Regions from separate parts of the Homo sapiens genome. Here region 2 is linked to region 1. Evidence: read pairs that join two places in POLR2A ChIA-PET (ENCODE). Cell type or tissue: PC-9. All regions are shown on one strand. Each heading gives the region's core, and the rest is flanking DNA. Links, peaks and the distances in the headings are about the cores only.

The links. ChIA-PET counts read pairs that join two places held together with the same protein. Peaks named below come from ENCODE experiments on the same cell type or tissue, not always from the same donor. Only the 100,000 strongest peaks of a DNase experiment are listed, where the experiment ranks them.
Region 2: POLR2A ChIA-PET joins it to region 1 with 11 read pairs; 1 of 35 experiments calls an interaction of 5 or more read pairs at or near these places.

The regions. Positions count from the first base shown.
Region 1 is chr22:37,409,761-37,415,877 of GRCh38, forward strand. The region is part of intron 2 of ELFN2 (extracellular leucine rich repeat and fibronectin type III domain containing 2); the gene reads right to left. Among named protein-coding and RNA genes, the nearest start is that of ELFN2, 15 kb to the right of the region's middle. RefSeq lists an enhancer at 790-1,291. In PC-9, for the core only: no CTCF peak of the experiment used is centred there; DNase peaks (open chromatin) are centred at 3,361 and 3,731; H3K4me3 peaks cover 1,092 bases; H3K27ac peaks cover 2,494 bases.
Region 2 is chr22:37,595,792-37,601,908 of GRCh38, forward strand. No RefSeq gene overlaps it. Among named protein-coding and RNA genes, the nearest start is that of GGA1, 10 kb to the right of the region's middle. RefSeq lists a silencer at 5,771-6,065. In PC-9, for the core only: no CTCF peak of the experiment used is centred there; a DNase peak (open chromatin) is centred at 2,650.

The sequences.
Region 1 (6,117 bases), core at 866-4,865:
CAGGTCCCGCCGCACCCCTGAGAAGGGTGCTCAGGGTGCAATCAGGGGCCGCAGGAGGGTGCAGGGCCAGCTGCGAGGAGAATCCCTCCTGGGTAAGAACAGATGGTGTACGTGTGTTTGTAGGTACCAGGAAACACGGGTCAGTGACAGCCTCTGGGGAGGAGGCCTTGGGAACAGGCAGTGGCCCATTCCTTTCTGCTGTGCACGCCGAGAGCATGTGCCAGTTCCCCAGGTATAAGGGGGTTTGTATACTTATGCATTGTTTTACACATACATGCTCCAAAACCCAGCAAATGCACAAAGATCACGAGGGCACACACATACACACACACCTGCCCTTGTGTGCCCAGCTTCCATCCAGCCAGCTCTCTCCTGCGGCCTGAGAGACAGGCGGTTGCGGCAAACAGACGGGGCAGGGCCAGAGAGATGGGTGGGCAGACAGAGACAAAGAGACAGGGAGAGAGAGAGAAACAGAACGAATGAGCTCAGCTCAGGCCCTAGGGTGATCCTGCTCAGAGCAGCCACTTTAGGCTGGTCCAGGGGCTGCGGGAAGTGAAAGTGCCCAAGAGGAAAGCCGGCAAGTCTCCACCCTCAGCCTGGCCACTCACTGCGGTGTGGCCCCGAGCCAGCGCCTCACCTCTCTGGGCTGCAGCCTGCCCACGAGTGCGGGCAGTGGGTGGGAGACCTGCTGGCTCCGACCCTCCAGCACTCCGGGGTCCTGGTTCCCTGTTGAGCCCCCGCTTCCCCTCTCCCCAGATGGTGCTGAGGGCAGCGTCCAGGTCAGCTGCCATCTCAGCCCAGCCAGGAACTCACTCCCAAAGCCCCTCCCTCCCCTGCCATCAGCCCCAGCATCAAATTGGAGAGGGACGAGCCGGGCACTGACCGGAAACCGCAGGCGTGGATACTGCTGTCTTCCTGCCTCATCTCACCTAATCCCCATCACAGCCCTGATCCCATTCTACCACACGAAGCAACCGAGGAGCGGAGGATGATCGGGCCGGAGCCCCACGGCCAGCGGGGGATGAATATGAATGAGCTGGGATGGAACCCACGCGTCTACTCCAAAGCCCATCGGCTCCTTCCACGACATCCTGTTCGGCAGGCAGTAGGAGGGGCCACAGGGGCAGACACCCCCACATTTCCTGACCTAGCACCCAGAACCGGGACTCCACAGGCCCCAGCCTGTCTCCAGCAGCCTCAGAGGTGACTCTAGAAGGGCCCCTGAAGCCTGCCTCCCTGCTCCGACCACCAGGAAAGCCAGCAAGAAGCCCAGTGCTAGCATTCCTGACTGCACGCCAGGCGTAGCACCAAGTGCTTCATAGTGTCACCCTTGGGTGGTGGGCACTACTTTTATTCCTACTTGACAGGTGAGGACACTGAGGCACACACAGGCGGGGCAACTTGTCATGGGTAGAATTGGGAACTGACAGCTGGGCCCATGGGCCTGATCACTGCATCGCCCCATCCTGTAGCCTGGGAGTTTTTCCACTCTGACCTGCGACCACCAAGCCAAGGAGTGTCTAGCGGGGCAGCAAAGGCCTCACCCCAGAAGCGCTGCTTAGATCAAGGGCCCTTGAGCCACCACCATTGGGGCACCTCAGTGCCAACCCCTCTCTGTAGCCGGTCTCTTCCCAGGATGATGCTTGGGGGTCCCTGGAGAGCCCCCACCTCCATCCTTGAGTCCCAGCCCTGGGTGAGGAGGGGAAGCGGAGAAGGTCTGTGTGCCCCCACAGACCTCAGACAATGTCCTCTGGGACAGGGGCTGTCCTTTGCCTGAGGTCCAGAGGGAGTGTAGGACAAGCAAGACTCACACAGCAAGCGGAGGCAGGAAGGGCAACATAGCCCTTCATCTCTGCCTCCCAGCTTGGCACAGAGGGCACCCTACCTCCTATGCTGGGTGGGTTGAGCTGTGACCCAGTGTGGAGACAGGGATGGGGCTATGGGTTCTCAGTAGCTTCTAGCTTCTCACGCAGCCCCTGGCAACCCTGTGGGCCTACTGTGTGCAGATACTCCTATCTCCAATCCTATTTCACTCCATCCCCTCCAGGAGCCTGGCAGTATCCCCATTTCACAGATAAGAAAACTGAGACCAGGACATGTGACCACTCAGGCGTGGGATCTAACTCACAAGGTCTCACTTCCCACCACCAAACAGGCCTTCCTGCAGCCCCTGCCCCAATCCAACCACTCCCAGCCCTCAGGGACTGCCTCTTCCAAAAAAAAAGTCTTCCCAGAGCTCTTGGAACCTCCGCTCAGAGGACCATCTCTCCTCCGACATTCAGAAAGCAGACTGAGGTTGGGCGCCTCAGTCTGTACACTCAGGCCTGTAATCCCAGCATTTTGGGAGGCCGAGGCAGGTGTATCACTTGAGGTCAGGAGTTCGAGACCAGCCTGGTCAACATGGCGAAACCTGGTCTCTACTAAAAATAAAAATACAAAAATTTTCTGGGCATTGTGGCAGTCGCCTGTAATCTCAGCTTTCTCTCCAGCCTGGGCAAACAAGCAAAACTCCGTCTCAAAAAAAAAAAAAAAAAAGAAAGAAAGAAAAGGAAAAAAGAAAGAAAGCAAACTGAGGCCAGCACACCCACAGTGCCTCCACCCTCAGACTGGGGCTCCTGGGAATTGAGGCTCTATCTCCCTCAGACAGGGCACTCACTCCCCTTCCCAAAGACTAAGAGGTCCCAGGACTCCCTCCTCCAGCACCTCCATCCACACAGCCCCCTACCTGATTGCAGGACTCTGCCCCAAGGGGCCAAGCAGGACCCCAGGCCACGCCTCAGCCCCTCCTCTCCCTTCTTCCTGGCACTCCTCCAGGCCTGGCCAGTACCAGGCAGGCTACCCTCCCACCACCGGGCCCTGTCCATGAATCCCACCTCTGTTGGGCACCACAGACCCCCCTTTCTCCTCCCCAAACAAATGGGGTCTTGAGCAAGGCACCGGGACAACCACGCACAAGGCCAGATCTATTCCCTGGACTGGCGCGGCTGCCAGCGGGGTGGGTGGTCAGGCTTGCGGAGCTGTCTGTCCCTTCCACAGCCCCTCCAGGTCCAGCCTCTGGCATTGGGAGCCCGGCACTCTAAGCTCATCCTGGCAGGGCTGGGACCAGCAGCCTTCCTCCCCGGGTGACCCAGGAGTGGGCCTGGGCCAGGCACCCCTAACCACGCTCCCCACTTCCTCCCCTCTCCCTTCCCTTGACACAGTGTGGGCGGGGACCTCTGAGCATAGGTCCAAATCCCTGCTCTGCACCCTGGAAGAGAATCTCTCCAGGCCTCTGTTTGGTCGTTTGCAACCGGGTGTGACACTCCCTATGCTGCAGGGGCTGCTGTGGCCACAGACGGGGTGAGGTACAGGAAGAAAATCCCGGCACAGAAGAGGTGCTCAGTCCAAACTGGTTTTTCTCTCTCCTTCATTCCCTCTTCTGCCCTAGGGGGATAAGAGGTGGGGCTGGCAGAAATGGGGGTGAGAGGGCACAGGCTGGCAGAGTAGAAAATGACCTGTCCCAGGCACTTAAAATGTTGCCTATTCCAAAATCAAAGTCTCAAATCCCTCTACAGCTGGCAGTGAAGTCTCCTAAGACTAGGCTGGTTAAGGCTCCCAAGACCCCACAGCCAGCCTGGGCAACACGGTGAGATCCCGTCTCTACAAAAAAAAAAAAGCTTGGCATGGTGGTATGTGCCTGTAGTCCCAGCTACTCAGGAGGCTGAGATGAGTGGATCACTTGAGTCCAGGTGGTCAAGGCTGCAAGGCTGCAGTGAGCCATGACTGCACCACTGCACTCCAGTCTGAGTGACAGAGCAACAGCCTGTCTAAAAAAAAAAAAAAAAGATCCCACAGCCCATTAATGGCAACACTGGGGAGGAGGCCTCAGAGCTAAGCCTGCAAATCTAAGCTCAAAGCCCACTGCCTCCTAGAAGCCAGCCCAGATATTATCCCCATTTTACAGACAAGTAAACTGAGGTACACAGTAGTTAGGTAATATGCCTGAGGTCACACAGCTAGCGAGCATCTGGATTGATTTCTTTTGACAATTCAGGCTGCTACCAAAAGCTGTTCGTTATGGCACAAGCCCCCCCTAAGAATCTGTGATTTTGACTCGGCATCCAGAGTCAGGTCCAAGTTCTTCAGCCTGAAACGCAAGGCCTCCCAGCAAGGTGGTATACAGCAGCAGAAGACAGCACTGGACCTCGAGTCAAATGCCCGGCGTGCCACTCACAGCCTGCTGTGTACCCACGGCACCTTACCCGGCCTCCCTGGCCTCACTGTCCTCTTGTATAAAATGGGAATAACGAGACTGACCTCCCAGGGTGGCTGGTGGGGTTACCTATCCATGCAGTCACACAAATTTATTGAACCTCTACTATGTGCCAGGCCCCATTCAAGGTACTTGAGATAGAGCAGAGAACAAGACAAAAAAAAAGCTGTCTTCAGGGAGTTGATACTCTACAGTGGTGGGAGGGCAGAGAGTAAGCAAGCAAATAAAACAGCATCAAGTTGTGTTAAGGGCTTTAAGAAACCAGAGGGAGGAGGCCAAGGGCAAAGGATAGGGTGCTCGGGAGGACTTCCCTGAGGAGGTGACAGTTAACCAGAACAGGAGACAGACATGCACTGAGCCAGGAGAGCAGCAGTGAGCACAGAAGGAACAGCAAGGTCAAAGGCCAGTGAATCAAATGAGAGCTGGAGCCTATGGGAAAATGCCTGGCACATAGCAGATGCTCAATAAACAGCAGCTGTGAGCATTATTACTCTAAGCCCCCCAAACCCCTTGCTCCTTGCCTTCCTCTTCTGGAAACCAGGTTGCGATGCAGCTTGAAGTGCATCCTAGGTCTCTTCCACATTCCTTCATTCATTTAAAGTAACCCTGCTTCCATTAATAGTCCTCCCATTTTGCAGGTGAGAAAACTGAGGTTCCCAAGATCCCATAGCCCATAAATGACAGCATCGGGACATGAACCTAAGTCTAGTGGTCTCAAACCCCACACTCCTGGCAGCCTTGGGCGGTCTCACTTACAAAGGGCACTCACTACATTCCCCCTTCCCATCCCAAGACAGCTCAGCCTGTCAGAACGTCTCTAGGATGAACCAAGGTCTGAGCCTGCCCTTTGAGGCCACCCAGGACAGCCCTCTCTCTTCCTTCCCAGGTCACCCTGAAATGTTAGCAGCTGCCACCTGGAGCACCTCCCAGTGCCAAGCCCTGTGCCTTACTTTGTCCCTTGGCCTTGCTCTGGCAAGGTGAAGTAGGGATTCTTATCATCCCCATTGTACAGGTGAAGAAACTGAGGCCCAGAAAGGTGGAGAAACATGCCCAACGGCAGCTTCCAGGAAAGTGGCAGTGTTGGGATCTCAGCTCAGGCCCTCATCACCTGAAAGACAGTTACCCGTCACTTCCCAGGCCTCTCAAATGGCCCTCTTTGGCCATCACTCTCAGTCCTCCCTTGCCTGTCCTGTCCCCCTGGTGATGCCAAAATGGTAGACAGGACAGTCTTCCCCTGACTCGGTTATTCTCAGGGCACCACCAGCCACATGCCTGGCATGCGGTGCCCTAGGCCAGGGCTGGCTGAGCAGCTCAGAGCACCCAAGTCCCATGAAGGAGACCAGTGGCCAGGGGCTCAGGCAACGGCTGTGGGGACAGGGCTCGCCTGATGAAAGTGCACACACAGGCCCTGGGGCAGGCAGGAGAGGAGCACCAGAGAGGGAGCCTGCCACACCTGCTCCATCCTGGCTCAGCCACCAGGGTACTATGTGCCTGTCAGAAGGCTCTCTGCCTCTCCGGCCCCGTTCCTGTTACCACCAACTCAGGACCGTACTCCCACCACTAAGGGTCATGGGGAAAGGTACGATGCCACAGAACTCTAGTGAGATCTGGCTTCCCTACGCGTGTCAGGAAATCATTTTAAAACGATTTTTAAAAGTAATGATGGTGGGCCAGGCGCGGTGGCTCACGCCTGTAATCCCAGCACTTTGGGAGGCTGAGGCGGGTGGATCACAAGGTCAGGAGATCAAAACCATCCTGGCTAACACCGTGAAACTCCATCTCTACTAAAAATACAAAAAATTAGCCAGGCGTGGTGGCACGCGCCTATAGTCCCAGCTACTCAAGGAGGCTGAAGCAGGAGAATC
Region 2 (6,117 bases), core at 1,016-5,015, 190 kb after region 1:
GGGGATACTGAGGTGGCCATAAGCGTTTTTGAGACCCCACTAATGGGTAAGTTGGACATACACTTAATTTAAAGTTTGCCAGGCATGGTGGCTCACACCTGTAATCTCAGCACTTTGGGAGGCTGAGGTGGGTGGATCACTTGAGATCAGGATTTCGAGACCAGCCTGCCTAACATATAGTAAAACCCTGTCTCTACTAAAAATACCAAAAAAAAAAACACAAAAAACAGGCCAGGCGCGGTGGCTCACACCTGTAATCCCGGCACTTTGGGAGACCGAGGTGGGCAGATCACGCGGTCATATCGAGACCATCCTGGCCAACATGATGAAACCCCATCTCTACTAAAATACAAAAAATTAGCTGGGCGTGGTGGCGCACGCCTGTAGTCCCAGCTACCTGGGAGCCTGAGGCAGGGGACTCACTTGAACCCGAGAGGCGGAGCTTGCAGTGAGCCGAGATCGTGCCACTGCACTCCAGCCTAGGCGACAGAGCGAGAGTCCGTCTAAAAATAAATAAATAAATAAATAAGTAAAAATTAGCCGGGCATGATGATGGGCACCTGTAATCCCAGCTACTCAAGAGGCTGAGGCAGGAGAATCACTGGAACCCAGGAGGTAGAGGTTGCAGTGAGCCGAGATCACGCCACTGCACTCCAGCCTGGGCAACAGAATGAGACTCCGCCTCAAAAAAAAAAAAATTGAAATCAGTGGGTTATAGTTATAAGGTTCACAGTCACTTCTGTGACTAGTTACGTGATTGCCAGTGGCCCTAGTGTAGGAATGGCTTCCAGAAATACTCCTGGAACCCCCCTGACACATCTGGCATCCTGACCTAAAGGTGCAGGGACAGGGGTCACTCTATGACCACGGTATACATCCTAGATGCCCGACATGGGAAGAATGTGGTCCTGGGAGGAGAAACAAGGTCTGCATTGTAGGGAAGCAGAAGCTAGTCTGTAGAAAATTCTTCCAATTATCAGATGCATTAAATTATAAATGGATGATTCAGTTCCCATTGATACTTGGTTAGAATAGAACTCCTGCCTATTGCGAACATAGTTAATAACGTTGCATATGTAATTACAAGTGTACCACGCAAGATTTGGTTTTTTGTTAGAAAGCATATGCAGTCGAATTGATCAGAATGCTTTTGCAGAGCACAAACCTGAAGCAGTACTGCAAACAGCAAATGTTTCTACACCTCGTGATTTACACGGCATGACACACGAGCTGTGTCTCAGCATGTAACACATTACCAACAACACAATATGACACTGAGAAAAACTTTCCTAAAATAAAAAAGTAAAAAACATTTTTTGATCAACCATGCCAGAAAGCTGACTTGTCTTTCCCTTTATAGAAAATATAATCTGGAGGCTGGGCGCGGTGGTTCACGCCTGTAATCCTAGCAATTTGGGAGGCTGAGGCAGGCGGATCACCTGAGGTCGGGGGTTTGAGACCAGCCAACGTGGTGAAATCCCGTCTCTACTAAAAATACAAAAATTATCCAGGCGTAGTGGCAGGCACCTGTAATCCCAGCTACTCGGGAGGCTGAGGCAGAATCGCTTGAACCCAGGAGACAGAGGTTGTAGTGAGCCAAGGTCATGCCACTGCACTCCAGCCTGGGCGACAGAGTGAGACTCTATCTCAAAAAAAAGAAAATATAAGCTGGCCATGGTGGTGCATGCCTATAGTCCCAGCTAGTGGGGAGGCTGAGGCAGGAGGATCCCTTGTTCCCAGAAGTTCGAGGCTGCAGTGAACTTCATGATCATGCCGCTGCACTCCAGCCTGGATGACAGAGTAAGACCTCATCTCTAAAAAAATAAAAATAGAGGCCAGGCGTGGTGGCTCACCCCTGTAATCCCAGCACTTTGGGAGGCCAAGGTGGGCGGTAACTTGAGGCCAGGAGTCTGAGACCAACCCAGCCAACATGGTGAAACCCCGCCTCTACTAAAAATACAAAAATTATCCAGGCGTGGTGGTGCATGCCTGCAGTTCCAGCTACTCGGGAAGCTGAGGCAGGAGAATCGCTTGAGCCCAGAAACTGGAGGTTGTAGTGAGCCAAGGTCGCGCCACTGCACTCCAGCCTGGGTGACAGAGTGAGACTCCATCTCAAAAAAAATAAAAATAAGGCCGGGCGCAGTGGCTCACGCCTGTAATCCCAGCACTTTGGAAGGCCGAGGCGGGTGGATCATGAGGTCAGGAGATCGAGACCATCCTGGCTAACACAATGAAACCCTGTCTCTACTAAAAATACAAAATATTAGCCAGGAGTGGTGGCACGTGCCTATAGTCCCAGCTACTCAGGAGGCTGAAGCAGGAGAATCGCTTGAACCTAGGAGGCAGAGGTTGCACTGAGCTGAGATTGCGCCACTGCACTCCAGCCTGGGGGACAGAGCAAGCCTCCATCTCAAAAAATAAATAAATAAATAAAAATTAAAATAGAAAATAAAATAAAATAAAATCATTGCTACATAACAAGCACGTGGCCCAAAATTGTAGGAAAAAAATGTATTACAGTGGCATGTCAGGTGCTTAAGTAAAAATATCTTATTGTTCTGATTTAATAATTATGGTATTTGCCAACATTTTAAAGTTTTTTATCTATTTCTCACTCTAAATAAATACATAAGCAGGGCGTGGTGGCTCACGCCTGTAATCCCAGCACTTTGGGAGGCCGAGGTAGGTGAATCACCTGAGATCAGGAATTCGAGACCAGCCTGACCAATATGGAGAAACCCCGTCTCTACTAAAAATACAAAATTAGCCGGGCCTGGTGGCGCATGCCTGTCATCCCACCTACTCAGGAGGCTGAGGCAGGAGAATCGCTTGAACCTGGGAGGCGGAGGTTTTGGTGAGCCGAGATCATGCCATTGCACTCCAGCCTGGGCAACAAGAGCGAAACTCTGTCTCAAAAAAATAAATAAATAAATACATAATTTTGCATCAGTCATTTTATATCCTTTTTTCTTAGAGTTTCCCCAATTTTTTACAAATTTCAGGCTCCACGAAATCTGAATTCATCCCATCCTGATGTAAAACATATTTCTTAAATTGGAAATCTGCCACAAAATATCAAAAAGCTCTGGACTAGATAGATGATCTCAAAGATTTCTTTTTCTTTTTTCTTTTTTTTTTTTTTTTGAGATGAAGTTTCACTCTGCCACTCATGCTGGAGTGAAGTGGCGCGATCTCGGCTCACTGCAACCTCCATCTCCTGGGTTCAAGCGATTCTCCCACCTTTGCCTCCCTAGTAGCTAGGATTACAGGCACGCAACCAACACGCCTGGCTAATTTTTTTTTCTTTTTTTGTATTTTTAGTACAGACGGGGTTTCACCATGTTGGCCAGGCTGGTCTCAGATTCCTGGCCTTAAGTGATCCGCCTGCCTGGTCCTCCCAAAGTGCTGAGATGACAGGTGTGAGCCACTGCGCCTGGCCCAATCTCAAAGATTTCTTCCCGCTCTAGAATTCTCTAACTCTGTGAGAACTGCATTCTGATCCCCTCCCCCCAGCAGCTGCAACTCTAACAGAAAGACAAGGAAGTTCTTCCTTGGAGCTGATCCAAGTCTTTCCTGCTGTCCTTGAAGTCCTTGTCCTGCAGGGAGGCAGGGAGACAAAGTGCCAGTGTGCAGGGCTGTAGGCAAGCCAAGGCAGGGAGAAGTGAAGACAGGTGCTTTGAAGCTATATGCTCTAGGAGAAGAGAAGGAAAAGGGTAGGACCAAAGCCCTAAACCTAGAGAATGGAACTGACGGCCTCTCCCAGTATACCAATAGCAGCCACCATTTGGAGCCTTTTTTTTTTTTTTTTTTTTGACACAGTACCTAGCTCTGTTGCCCAGGCTGGAGTGCAGTGGCACGATCACAGCTCACTGTAGCCTCAACCTCCTGGGTCCAGCCATCCTCCTACCTCAGCCTCTCAAATAGCTGGGACCACAGGCATGCACCACCATGACGGGCTAATTTTTAAAATTTTTTTATGGAGACAGGGTCTTGCCATGTTGCCCAGGCTGGTGGAGGCTTCTTTATTTAGAACTTATAGAGTGCCAGCCAGGCGCGGTGGCTCACGCCTGTAATCCCAGCACTTTGGGAGGCCCAGGTGGGTGGATCACTAGGTCAGGAGATCGAGACCATCCTAGCTAACACGGTGAAACCCTGTCTCTACTAAAAATACAAAAAATTAGCCGGGCGTGGTGGCGGGCGCCTGTAGTCCCAGCTACTCGGGAGGCTGAGGCAGGAGAATGGCATGAACCCGGGAGGTGGAGCTTGCAGTGAGCCAAGATCACGCCACTGCACTCCAGCCTGGGCGACAGAGTGAGACTCCATCTCAGAAAAAAAAAAAAAAAGAATTTATAGAATGCCTACCGCGTGCTAGGTAATGTACGTGTAACTTCCTTTTTTTGTTTGTTTTTGTTTTGAGACAGAGCCTCCTCTGTCTCCCAGCCTGGGGTGCAGTGGCTCAATCTCAGCTCACTGCAACCTCCGCCTCCCGGGTTCAAGCGATTCTCCTGCCTCAGCCTGCCGAGTAGCTGGGATTACAGGCACGTGCCATCATGCCCGGCTAATTTTTGTATTTTTGTAGAGACAGGGTTTCACCATGTTGGCCAGGCTGGTCTTGAACTCCTGACCTCAGGTGATCTGCCCGCCTCAGCCTCCCAAAGTGCTGAGATTTCAGGCATGAGCCACCGTGCCCGGCCATGTACATGTTATTTCTAACCTCCCAGCAACCGAGGTTGGAGAGGTGAAGTGACTTACCCGAAGTCACACAGCTCTGCACTCTCCTGTCCTGCACTTCTTTCCCTCCAGCATTGCCATGCTCCCCAGTTCTAAAGATTTTATTTAGCAGGCTGGGCGAGGTGGCTCAAGCCTGTAATCCCATCACTTTGGGAGGCCAAGGCGGGCGGCTCACTCGAGGTCAGGAGTTTGAGACCAGCCTGGCCAACATGGTGAAGCCCCGTCTCAATGAAAAATACAAAAAACAGGGCTGGGCCTGGTGGCCCATGCCTGTAATCCCAGCACTTTCGGAGGCCGAGGTAGGTGGATCACCTGAGGTTGGGAGTTTGAGACCAGTCTGACCAACATGGAGAAACCCTTTCTCTACTAAAAGTACAAAAATTAGCTGGCGTGGTGGCGCATGCCTGTACTCCCAGCTACTCGGGAGGCTGAGGCAGAAGAATCACTTAATCCCGGGAGGCAGAGGTTGCAGTGAGCCGAGACTGTGCCACCGCACTCCAGCCTGGGTGACAGAGCAAGACTCCATCTCAAAAATAAATAAATAATTTTTAAAAATACAAAAAAATTAGCCGGGCGCGGTGGCTCGTGCCTGTAATCCCAGCTACTCGGGAGGCTGAGGCAGGAGAATTGCTTGAATGTGGGAGACGCAGGTTGCAGTGAGCCGAGATCTAGCCACTGCACTCCAGCCTGAGCCACAGAGTGAAACTCCATCTCAAAAAAAAAAAAAAGATTTTATTTAGCAAACACCATCTCCCCCAACCCACCTTTGGGGAGGAAATTCCTCCTCATTCTCCATTCACTGCCCCTTCTGTCTCACACTCATTCAGCCACCTGTCGGGTAATTGGTCCCTCGCCCTCCTCTGCAGCACTTTGAATAAACCCACACAGGACTTCGGACAGCCCCACCAGCCTACAGCTTCTTGGCTGATTGTCTTTGTGGCACCATCCAATCTGAAAGTATATTGTTCATTTACGGGCTGAGTAATTTACTTGAATGTAAATTCTACCAGGGCAGGGGCTTGCCTCTCTTATTCCCCCCAACTTCCTCCCCTGTCCTGCCACAGGACTTGGCACAAGGTGGGCGCTGAATCATTAATTGCTTTCTTGTGTAACCTCGACCTCAGAGTCATGCTGTAAACTCCAAGTGCTAGAGCACAAGAATGAAAAGTAGCAACTGTCCATCAGCCAACTAACACGGGGCAGTATTTGCATATTGTCTTCCCATTGATGAAATCCGCTGTCTCTAGTTTCCTTCTGGCCAGTGGGGTAAGGGCATAGTATCCGCCTCAGTGTCCACGCCCCTGTAATTTACATCTTCCTACCCAATGAAAAGGTGTCCGGGGGTGGGGAAAAGGGAGTTGCTCAGACTCTTCATTCCCCAGCCCC